2 separate regions of the Homo sapiens genome follow, and region 2 is linked to region 1. Evidence: chromatin loops called from intact Hi-C (ENCODE). Cell type or tissue: heart left ventricle. All regions are shown on one strand. Each heading gives the region's core, and the rest is flanking DNA. Links, peaks and the distances in the headings are about the cores only.

Region 1 (5,368 bases), core at 74-5,073:
CTGAGCAGGGACCAGCTGGGACCTCAGGTCCTGATGGTGAGAAGGCTGAGGGGTCAGCCATGAGGCCTAGTTCTACCCTGTCTCCTGGGAACCCACCAAGGCCTTGGTTCCTTCTCTTGCTCTTGCCCTGTTGCCAGCACACCCGACAACAAATGCCATGCTCTGGCAATTCTCCAAGTCTGGCTTGTCCCATGTCCTCCACTGCAGACTCCCCTTTCCTTCTGTACTTTCCTGGCTCCCCCAGGATACACCCACTTCCGACCCCGCTGCTTTCATCCCTCCACTCCAGAAGCCCTGTCCTAACTGCAGCTTTGATTATAGCAACATTGGTGTATGTGTCTGTTTTTGCACAAGCACCATGCTGTTTTGGTTAAAGTTGGTTAACTTCAGTGGTTGCTCACTACCTGGGTGATAGGACAGTTAGCATACTCCAAATATCAGCATCACACAATATACCCTTGTAACAAAACTGCACATGTACCCTCTGAATCTCAAATAAAAGTGGAGAGTAAACACACAGAAAACCTTGTAGCAACAGAAAAACGTTGAGATTAGGAGGGCTCATTCTTAGCGGTTGTTTTATGGGAGCAAAATGTCAATACCTGTATCTTGGTATTTGTTTCCTGCATTAATAAAATACTGGGGTGAATACCTGTTTTATATGTAAATGTTTTCAGAATTTATTGCATTAAAAAACACTGGAACTGTGTATTTAATATATTTTGAAAAAAATTAGAAAAACACTGCAAAACATCAAATAAAACACAAAAATTTCAAATCTCCAGCCAAGCAAAAAGCCCCATGTGCCTGCTCTTAGTCTCTTAGGTGAGGGAAGAGACTTACTAATAGTCTGTCCTGAGGAAACCACTCCCAGGAATGGGTCCAAACTCCTTTTAGTGCACACCTCCCTTTCCCCCAAAAACAGGCATTACTATTTTCCTACCAAATTTTCCTATGAAGGCATAATTACCATTTTGATGACAACACACAGATCCTTCCTGCTGATGTTCAACTTTTGCTAATGTCCCTTACTTCTTGACATCCTGGGTATCCTTTCCTCCCCCTAGTTACAGATTGCTTGTGCAAATACGTTAATAAATACCGCTTTTAGCTGTGAAGTTATTAAGAGTGTGAGTTATTACAGATTGTTCTGTGGCTGGAGCTCAGCGCTGGACTATGTTTTATGTTTTGACTGGTGCCCTTTGTGTGCAGCTCAGAGCCACAGTGTTAGTTTAGGAAAATACAAATCTACCATATGCAATGAATGATCAGGAAACTGTTGAATTTGGTGAGTAACAACTCTCTCAGAGGCCAGGCACTGTGGCTCACACCTGGAATCCTAGTACTTTGGGAGGCTGAGGCGGGAGGATCACTTGGGCCCAGGAGTTTGAGACCAGCTTGGGCAATATAGTGAGACTTTGTCTCTACAAAAAATAAAAAAAAAATTAGCCTGGTGAGGTTGCTTCTGTGGTCCCAGCAACTCAGGAGGCTGAGGTGAGAGGATGACTTGAGTCCCAGAGGTCGAGGTTGCAGTGAGCCATGTTCATGAGACTGCACTCCAGCCTGGGTGACAGAGTGATACCCTGTTTCTAAAAAACAAAACAAAACAAGACAAAACAAACAAAACAAACAAGAAACAACTTTAAAATGTTTGGAAGAAAATATAGAAAAAGATCGTTATGACCTTGGGGGTGGTGAAGGTTTCCTTAAGCAAGAAGAAAAAGAACATAGCCCAGAAAACGCTTTACTGCATTTAAATGAAAAATTTGTGTTAATCAAAAAGCACCATTAAAAAAATACAAAGCTAGACTCTGCCTCAAACAACAACAAACAGACAAAAAAACTTTCCAAGAAACTGAGAACCTTAAAAAAAAAAATCTGGGAGTGTGGGTGTCAATCTCCCCAGCCTCCTGCCTCAAATTTGGGAATAAAAATGAGACTTTCCCCCCACCTTTTTTTTTGGTTCTCCCATTTGAGGTCAGGGCTTGGGCCTGGGAATGAGGGAGCCCACAGGGTCAGGCTGCCCCGGGCCCTGGACACTGGCATCTACCTTTTCCTCCACGTGGCAGGAGACCGGGCCAGCCTTGGGCTGCCACTACCGGTCCTTTGGCTCCCCCTGTTGACCACCCAGTCTCCAATCGTCGTGGTCTTGCCTGCGGAGAGGCCTGAGGGGTCTAGCAGAGTGCTGGGATTGCCAAGGGAGAAACTGATGGCCAGATGTTTGAACAACAGCTGGCTGGAGCAGAAGCCAGACCCCTCTGCTCTTCTTTAGGGTCAAATCTCAAGTCACATTGTCCCAGTGATGGGCAGCCCTGCCCTGTAAGGAAAAGACTGAGCTAGACTTCTCATTCCCAATTTGTCTTCCACATTGCTGTTACATTTGGCTCTTTGGGCTGGGTGCGGTGGTTCACATGTGTAATCCCAGCACTTTGGGAGGCTGAAGAGGGTGGATCACTTGAGGTCGGGAGTTCGAGACCAGCCTGGCCAACATGGCAAAACCCTGTCTCTTCTAAAAATACAAAAATTAGCCGGGTGTAGTGATGCATGCCGGTAATCCCAGCTACTCTGGAGGCTGAGGTGGGAGAATTGCTTGAACCTGGGAGGTGGAGGTTGCAGTGAGCCAAGATTGCACCATTGCACTCCAGCCTGGGCGACAGAGTGAGACTCACTCTCAAATAGCACCAATCAACCAAACAACAAAAACAACAAAAAGAAAACATTTGCCTTTTTTGCTAATAAAACTGATCTGTAGCTTAAAATCCTATATTGACTTCCTATAATGCCCATAGAACAAGATCTAACTCCTCAGGCTTGCACCCAAGGCCCTCCTCAATTTTGCCTCAGTCTTTTCTTCTGTTTATTTTTTCATCAATTTGCCCCCTTCCCTAGGCCTGGATCTGTGCCTTGGGCAGAGATATTTTTAGAGACAAAAGAAACCTTTGCTTCAGTTATGTGTAGAGAAGTTTGGGGTTATAACAACGTGTGAGTGCAAGGTGTTATTTGGCCTGATGGCTCAGGCAGAGGAATAACAGATTATGATGTTTGAAAGATTAAAGTGGAAACAAACAAAATGCACCATAGCATAATAAAGCCAGTATTAATATTTTACAAAGAGGATGTTGAAGTTGTATTAATAGGGGGATATGCTTCCTTTGTGTAGAAATACTGATTATTGTGGTGAGTGGTGTTTGCCAAGCACCAAAGTGGGGATAAAACATCCACTAGCCCCATTTCTATGGCGCCAAATGCACCGGCCTCCCTGCGGTTTGCTAAGGACACCCCCTGCTGGCAGAAAGAGGGAGCATGGCACACATGCCAGACACTTGCCTGGTCTCCTGATCTTGCCATGCCCTTTTGCACCTCCATGATCTGTTCATGCAATTTATTCTGTCTCTTTGTATCCTCCTCCACCCCCAGCCTTCCATACCTAGCTCAAATGGGACCTCCTTGGTGACATCTCAGGTCCCTGTTCTTCTCTCCTATTGTACCCAATATAGTCCTCTACAGTTGCCCTTAGCACACCCTAGTGAAAGGATCAGTGTACAAGCCTGTCCCCCTCCACTTCGCCTTTCTTCTACTCCCCCCACTCCTGTTATCTAGACCAAAGGCTCTTCAGTGTGAGGGACCGTGCCACCCTCGTCTTCATTTAGCACAGGACCTGCCACATGGTGGGTACTCAGTAAATCTTTGCGGGATGGATGAACATACTTTCACATTGTGGAGGGTTGTGGAATAAGGGCAGGGGAGAGAGTTCCTGTGCAAGGTGTTTTTACGTTGTATTCTGACCCACACAAATCTTGGAAGATGAGTTCAGCTCTGAGGCAAGGAGGTGGATCGAATACTTGAGATCAGGCCCAACAGACAGGTCTCAGACTGCAGGTGCTGGGCAGAGGGTGTCCACCAGTCATGATCTCAGGAAGGCAATGAGGGCTCAGTCCTGATGAGGAAGCCAGGGTGCTGATTCGCTGCTATGTCCCTCACACCCAGCTCCATGCCTGGAGGACAGCAGGTGCTTACTAATCACTACCGGCTTGTTGAGTGCCCAGGACATGGTGATGTGCAATTGGAAACAAAACTCAATTCTCTTCAAATGCATGCCAATAAACTCACATTCTTATTTTTTTTTATTCCTGGATGCAATCTTGACAGGTCCCATAGCCTTTCTAGTCAATCTTAGGCCTCAATTTTCTTTTCTTTTTCTTTTCTTTTCTTTTTTTTTGAGACAGAGTCTTACTCTGTCGCCCAGGCTGGAGTGCAGTGGCACGATCTTGGCTCACTGCAACCTCTGCCTCCCGAGTTCAAGTGATTCTCGTGCCTTAGCCTCCCGAGTAGCTGGGACTACAGGCGCGTGCCACCATACCTGGCTCATTTTTTCTTTTTTGTATTTTCAGTAGAGATGGGGTTTCACTGTGTTAGCCAGGATGGTCTCGATCTTCTGACCTCGTGATCCAACCCCCTCTGCCTCCCAAAGTGCTGGGATTACAGGCGTGAGCCACCGCGCAGGGCCAGGCCTCAATTTTCAGGCTGTGAAAAGTCCGGCCTGAAGTTCAATCTCGTCTTCTCAAAGGCCCTCTCTTGCCTGGACTGGCTTTTGCCCTGCAGCGGGGAAGGGCATGTGGGTAGCTTCTTCACTGTCTCCCCTCTGTCCTTTCAGCTCTCCTTCCCCACACCATGTGTCCTCTGGCTCTTGTAAGTGGGGGAAGCAGGAGGAGAGGCAGTGCTCACAAAGGTCTTCTCACTGGCGTGTTTACAATCTGGCCTTGGTGGCCTCCTTGGGTGGTGGATGCTTGAACGCTGACCCCTGGGGTGGGCTCCCCAGCTCATGATCTCCTGATGTAGCTGCTGCCTTCTTCAGGTGGCCTCCCGGCCCCTGCCCCTGGCTTCCAGGAGAAGTCTCCACACAGACTCCTTGCGGGGTGGCCCTGTCCTGTAGGCAGGCTCCCTTTGTGGGGATCCCTGTCTGGCCACAGGACCCCAGCATTGCTCCAACATCAATCGGCTTCAGCCTCAGGCCTCTCACAGACACCCCTCCTCATCTGCTTTGGGGCAGGCAGCCTCTTGCCTTTGGACTTTTATAGGTGTGAGTCAGGAAGAATTTCCTGTATCCCCCAATTCTACAGGACACAGCTCACGCTCTCTGAGGGGTTCTCTTACAGCTCCTCTCACTTGGTTGAAGGGGGAAGGAGGAAACTTGCCCTCCTTCGTGGAGGTGAGGACGGGCAGCACGTGGCGCCCTCACCCCGCCCTCTCTGAGCAGTCCCCAGCCTTTCCCTTCCTTGAGGTGAGGGGTAGATAAAGTCACTGAACTGTGTTTTTGGTTCACCTCCCACCTAGAAATTTCTCCATAGATGGTCAAAAGCCTCTCTTA
Region 2 (5,368 bases), core at 308-5,307, 170 kb before region 1:
GAGAGGATGAAAGAAGGGAGAAGGCTATAGGGAAGAGAGAAAATGTGGGAGGGAAAAAGGGACCGGAACCGAGCTGTGCTAGGGTGGGAGGGAATGAGTGGGGGTCGGGGAGATGAGAGGATAGAGACGTGGTGGGGGTGGCGGAAGAAGAGAGGGAAATAGAAACTCAGCTGTAGAAAGGGCCAGGGAGCTGAAAGTAGAATGAAGAACGGCGAGGAGAAAGAAGAGTGCCCCCAGATGAGAGAGAAAGTCCCGATGCCTCCGGCAGGTCAGAGGGGAGGCCCTGCGGCTAAGCGGCGGGACGGGGTGTGCCAGCGTCTCACCTCGGCCTTTGCGCGGCATGGTCCGCAGCAGCCTGGTGTAGTGGCTGAGGTCGTCCTCGGCGAACTCCAGGTGGTCCACCGTAATATTGAGGCGGTCGCGGACCCGCATGAACAGCCCCTCCACGAGGAAGAAGCAGTGCTCTTCGTCACCCGGCCGGTAGGCGTAGAGCATGAGCGCTTGGCGCTCCCAGCCCAGCCGTCGGTGCAGCGCCGCCACGAAGTCCCCCAGCTTGGCGTAGCTGGGCCCCGCGCGGGTGGTCAGCGCATACTCGTCCTTGACACCGAAGCCCAGCGCCGGGGCGCCGGCGGTCAGCAGCGGGACCCGCCAGTGCGCGGTGAAGCGCCCCACTGGGGCGGCGGCGTACACGCAGCCGGGGCCCAGGAACACAGCGGGGTTGTGCTCCCACTTGAGGTCCACCGCGGCCAGGGGCGCTGCGGTGTCGGAGCAGACGCCCAGCGCGTTTTCGCTGCTGCCCAGCACCGTGCGGACCGTCCAGCCCGGCAGCAAGTCGGGGCGCGCCTTCACCTGGGCCAGGGCCAGCTCCACGGCGGGTCCCACGCGCGCCCACGACCAGGGGTACGAGGTATTGGCCAGCGGCAGTACCACGGCTACCGTCAGGTTGCCCGCGTGGCTGCCCCGGAGCAGCAGCAGCAGCGGCGGCAGCAGCAGGAGCAGGAGCAGGCGCAGGCGGGAGCCAGCGGGGCGCCGGGGCCCCGGCATGGCCTCAGCGGGCACCGCAGCAGGCGAGCGCTCCTACCATGGCCTCCTCGGTCCCCTTGGGCTCAGCGGCCGGTCCCAGGCATCAGGCGCGTCCCTATGGGAAGGAGCAGGAGCGGGACGGGGACGCTCACCCCGGGGCTCGAGGCCCCCTGTAGCTGCGACGGTCTGGGCCGAGAGCGCAAGGGGCGCGACCGAGGGGGGCGCGCAGGGCGCCGCGGAGCAGGTGGGTGCCAGGAGAACGTCGGGCTGGAGAGGACCCGAGTGTGAACAACTGGGAGTGTGCGTGCGTGTTAGAGAGAGAGAGAGAGAGAGAGAAAGGGTGCGAGTGAGCGCTTCGTGAAGAAGGATGAGAGAGGGCGCGCGAGGGAGGAAAGAGGAGTGTGTGTTTGTAGCGTGCGTGAGCGCCTGCCCCAGGGAGTGTGCCAGAAGGGGCGTCCGGCCGGCCCAAGTCTCCGGCTATCCGGAGGGAACCGTGGAGGACCCGAGCCAAGCTCCGAACCCTCCCTCCCAGCCGCTTCCCCTCCCAGACTCAGTGACAGAAGAGCCAATCCAGGATCTTTAACTCCTTCCTCCCCGCCGCCCAGCCCGCGCGCTTCCCCGTGGACCATCTTCCCCGGTCTCGGCCGCCCCACGCCTACCTCTTTGGAGGACAGGACCCTCTGAAGGTGCGCCCTCGCCGGGATGGAAAGGACGGCTGAACGGAGGGTGTGTGTGGAAGCAACCGGGGCCCACTTGCGCCCCACCTTTTCCCTCGCCTCCTACCTGGTCTCCTCGGGGGAAGAGGGAAAGGTGTGCTGGTTTGGGATCCTGGCAGGAAACTGAGTGAGTGCGTGGATGTGTGTGTTTGGGTGTGGGGTGGAAGGTGACGGGTTTCTGGAAAGTCCGTTAAAGTTGAAGGTGAGCCCAGAGTGCTTGTTACCCATTCCTTCTATGATCTCCCTCTCTTTCCCTCCCTGCCACCTTCCAGACTGTGCAGATTAGCTGTGAAAAAATGATCTGGTGTCAGAGAGGAATTAAATCTTTAGCGCCCAAATTGTAGGAAGATGGGGAGAGTGGGTGGGTGTCTGGGAGGGAGGAGGTTCACACCTCAGGGACGCCCCAAGAAAATGACTGTTTTGTGTTGAGGGTTGTTAAAATGAAGGCTGTGGGAGATGACCACTGGAGGCGTAAATTGGGGAGTGGGTTTTGGAGCACTTGACAGCTGGGCCCCCGGTGCAGACTGCTGTGGAATCAGTGTGCCCTCTAATGGTCATCGGGGGTTATTGACGGCATTGCAGCGCCAACCTCTCCAACGCTGCGCCTAAGCAGGACATAAGATCACCAAACTTCAGGTCAGCAAACATTTCCAGAGAACCTTCGGTGCATTAAGCACCCACTAGGTGCCGAGGGCATAAAGATGAATATATATAGTCCGTGCCTTTGAGGAGCTCCATTTGGGACAAATAACCGTAATGCAACATGCATTAAGCACTACAGGGGAGACATGGATAAATTGCTAAAGGACTCAGATGAGGGCTATTCATTCTGCTTGGATTGGGGCCAGAAAATCTCCAAAAAAGAAATAATTCAAGAGGATGGAAGGATGAGAAAGGTATTCTGTGTAGACAGAGCAGAATGTTGAAGTACATTTCCTATATATGGAATTTTAGGAGACTTGAATATTCTTATTATCTAGAGCAAATTGTGGTCGATAGGCCAACTTGAGATGGCAGGCATGCTTTGGCTTGCATTCTCTTTATGTATATTGTATTTAATTCCCCACACTTAAATATCATAAGATGGGGCCGGGCAAGGTGGCTCAAGCCTCTAATCCCAGCACTTTGGGAGGTCAGGGTGGGTGGATCATGAGGTCAGGAGTTCAAGATCAGCCTGGCCAAGATGGTGAAACCCCGTCTCTACTAAAAATACAAAAATTAGCCAGACATGGTGGCGGCCGCCTGTAATCCCAGCTACTTGGGAGGCTGAGGTAGAGAATTGCTTGAATCCGGGAGACAGAGGTTGCAACGAGCCGAGATTGCGCCACTGCACTCCAGCCTGGGCAACAGAGCAAGACTCCGTCTCAAAAAAAAAAAAAAAAAAAAGATGGTACATGAATATTTGGATTTCTGACTTTTTTTTTTTTTTCCTTCAAAGATGGAGGTCTCCCTATGTTGCCCAGGCTGGTCTTGAACTCCTAGGCTCAAGCGATCCTCTTGCATTGGCCTCCCAAAATTCCTGGATAACATGTGTGAGCCACCAGGCCCAACCTGGATTTCTGACTTTCCTTAAAATATTGGAAGAGCTGGCAATATATTGTCCTGCATCCCTCCATGAGCAATTAACCAGAGCAAGTATCCATTATCTCCTTGAAATGAGTCTAGTTCATTATGGTTCCTAGGCACCCTGCTTCACTCAGGTGCATTACCTGCCTGGCTGTAGTAGGAGTTTGTGTTTTCAGCCCTGATCTAGGATGTAAGGTGTGTGCATGTAGGATGACTGAGGAAGAGAGGCAGGGAAGAGGGCAGTGGAGGGAAGATTATGAAAGCTTTTGTGTGACAGGCATAATGTTCTTGTCCTGTAATGGAGATGGCGGATTCCAGAGATTGTAGAGGTAGACAGCAGATGCAGATGGGGAGATGTTTTGTAAGTAGAATCAGTTGAACTTTGGGAAGTGAGGACATTATACAAATAACAGATCTAGGTGATGTTGATCCCATTAGCTGAGAAGCTGAAGAAGGTTTTGGAAGGATGATACTTTTAGTTTATTGGATGTGAGGTGCCTATAGATAATCAAGTGGAAGTGTCTGATAGGCCTCGGACTAGTGGAGCTGGAGCTCAGAAGAAATGACTGGACTAGAAATATAGTTTAGTAATTGAGCTCCTTTCAATAATGGTGAACTAGCCCTAAAGCTACAGACAACTAAAAGTGTTGGATGAAATACTTTTTTAAAAATCAAAGAACTGGCTGGGCATGGTGTCTCATACCTGTAGTCCCAGCACTTTGGGAGGCGGAAGTGGGCTGATCACTTGAGGCCAGGAGTTCAAGACCAGTCTGGCCTTCATGATGAAACCCCGTCTCTACTAAAAATACAAAAATTAGCTGGGTGTAGGCCAGGTGCGGTGGCTCATGCCTGTAATCCTAGCACTTTGGGAGGCCGAGGCGGGTGGATCACCTTAGGTTGAGAATTCGAGACTAGCTTGACCAACACGGAGAAACCCTGTCTCTACTAAAAATACAAAAATTAGCCGGACATGGTGGCGCATGCCTGTAATCCCAGCTACTCAGGAGGCTGAGGCAGGAGAATCGCTTGAACCTGGGAGGCAGAGGTTGCGGTGAGCCAAGATCATGCCATTGCACTCCAGCCTGGGCAACAAGAGTGAAACTCTGTCTCAAAGAAAAAAAAAAAATTGGCCGGGCTTGGTGGTGCATGCCTGTAATCCCAGGTACTAGGGAGGCTGAGGCACAAGAATCACTTGAACCCAGGAGGCAGAGGTTTCAGTGAGCCAAGATTGCGCACCTGCATTCCAGCCTGGACAGCAGAGCAAGACCCTGTTTCAAAAAACAATAAATAAATAAAAATAAAAATAAAAGAACTGGGCCGGGCGCAGTGGCTCAAGCCTGTAATCCCAGCATTTTGGGAGGCCGAGATGGGCGGATCACAAGGTCAGGAGATTGAGACCATCCTGGCTAACATGGTGAAACCCTGTCTCTACTAAAAATACAAAAAATTAGCTGGGCACAGTGGCGGGCGCCTGTAGCCCCAGCTATTCAGGAGGCTGAGGCAGGAGAATGGCTCGAACCTGGGAGGCGGAGCTTGCAGTGAGCCGAGATCGCGCCACTGCACTCCAGCCTGGGTGACAGAGCAAGACTCCGTCTCTTCAAAAAAAAAAAAAAATTAGCCAAGCGTGGTGGCAGGTGCCTGTAATCCCAGCTACTCGGGAGGCTGAGGCAGAATTGCTTGAACCCAGGGGGTTGAGGTTGCAGTGAGCCGAGATCCCACCACTGCACTCCAGCCTGGGCAGCAAGAGTGAAACTCTGTCTCAAAAAAAAAAAAAAAAAAATAGCCGGGCTTGGTGGTGCACACCTGTAATCCCAGCTACTCGGGAGGCTGAGGCACAAGAATCACTTGAACCCAGAAGCAGAGATTGCAGTGAGCCGAGATCACACCACTGCACTCCAGCCTGGGCAACAGAGCAAGACCCTGTCTCAAAAAAAACAATAAATAAATAAATAAATAAATAATAATAAAAGAACTAATAAGATAGTGAGGCCAGGCACAGTGGCTTACGCCTATAGTCCTAGCACGTTGGGAGGCCAAGGCAGGTGGATCACCTAAGGTCAGGA

The links. A loop is a pair of places that touch in the nucleus more often than their neighbours do. Peaks named below come from ENCODE experiments on the same cell type or tissue, not always from the same donor. Only the 100,000 strongest peaks of a DNase experiment are listed, where the experiment ranks them.
Region 2: a loop joins it to region 1, with 2.6 times the contacts of the local background. A loop is called at or near these places in 25 of 110 quality-filtered maps.

The regions. Positions count from the first base shown.
Region 1 is chr1:153,507,844-153,513,211 of GRCh38, reverse strand. No RefSeq gene overlaps it. Among named protein-coding and RNA genes, the nearest start is that of S100A6, 25 kb to the left of the region's middle. RefSeq lists an enhancer at 3,369-3,418. In heart left ventricle, for the core only: CTCF peaks have their summits at 2,119 (motif pointing left) and 3,285 (motif pointing left); DNase peaks (open chromatin) are centred at 2,091 and 3,279.
Region 2 is chr1:153,674,785-153,680,152 of GRCh38, reverse strand. It overlaps NPR1 (natriuretic peptide receptor 1), which reads right to left and starts at 1,465. Exons shown (of 22, transcript NM_000906.4): 1 at 324-1,465. The coding sequence starts at 1,044. RefSeq lists a silencer at 665-724 and enhancers at 266-1,246, 1,247-2,228. In heart left ventricle, for the core only: CTCF peaks have their summits at 537 and 2,277 (motif pointing left); DNase peaks (open chromatin) are centred at 655, 1,092, 1,502 and 2,292; H3K4me3 peaks cover 1,972 bases; H3K27ac peaks cover 1,797 bases; H3K27me3 peaks cover 1,885 bases.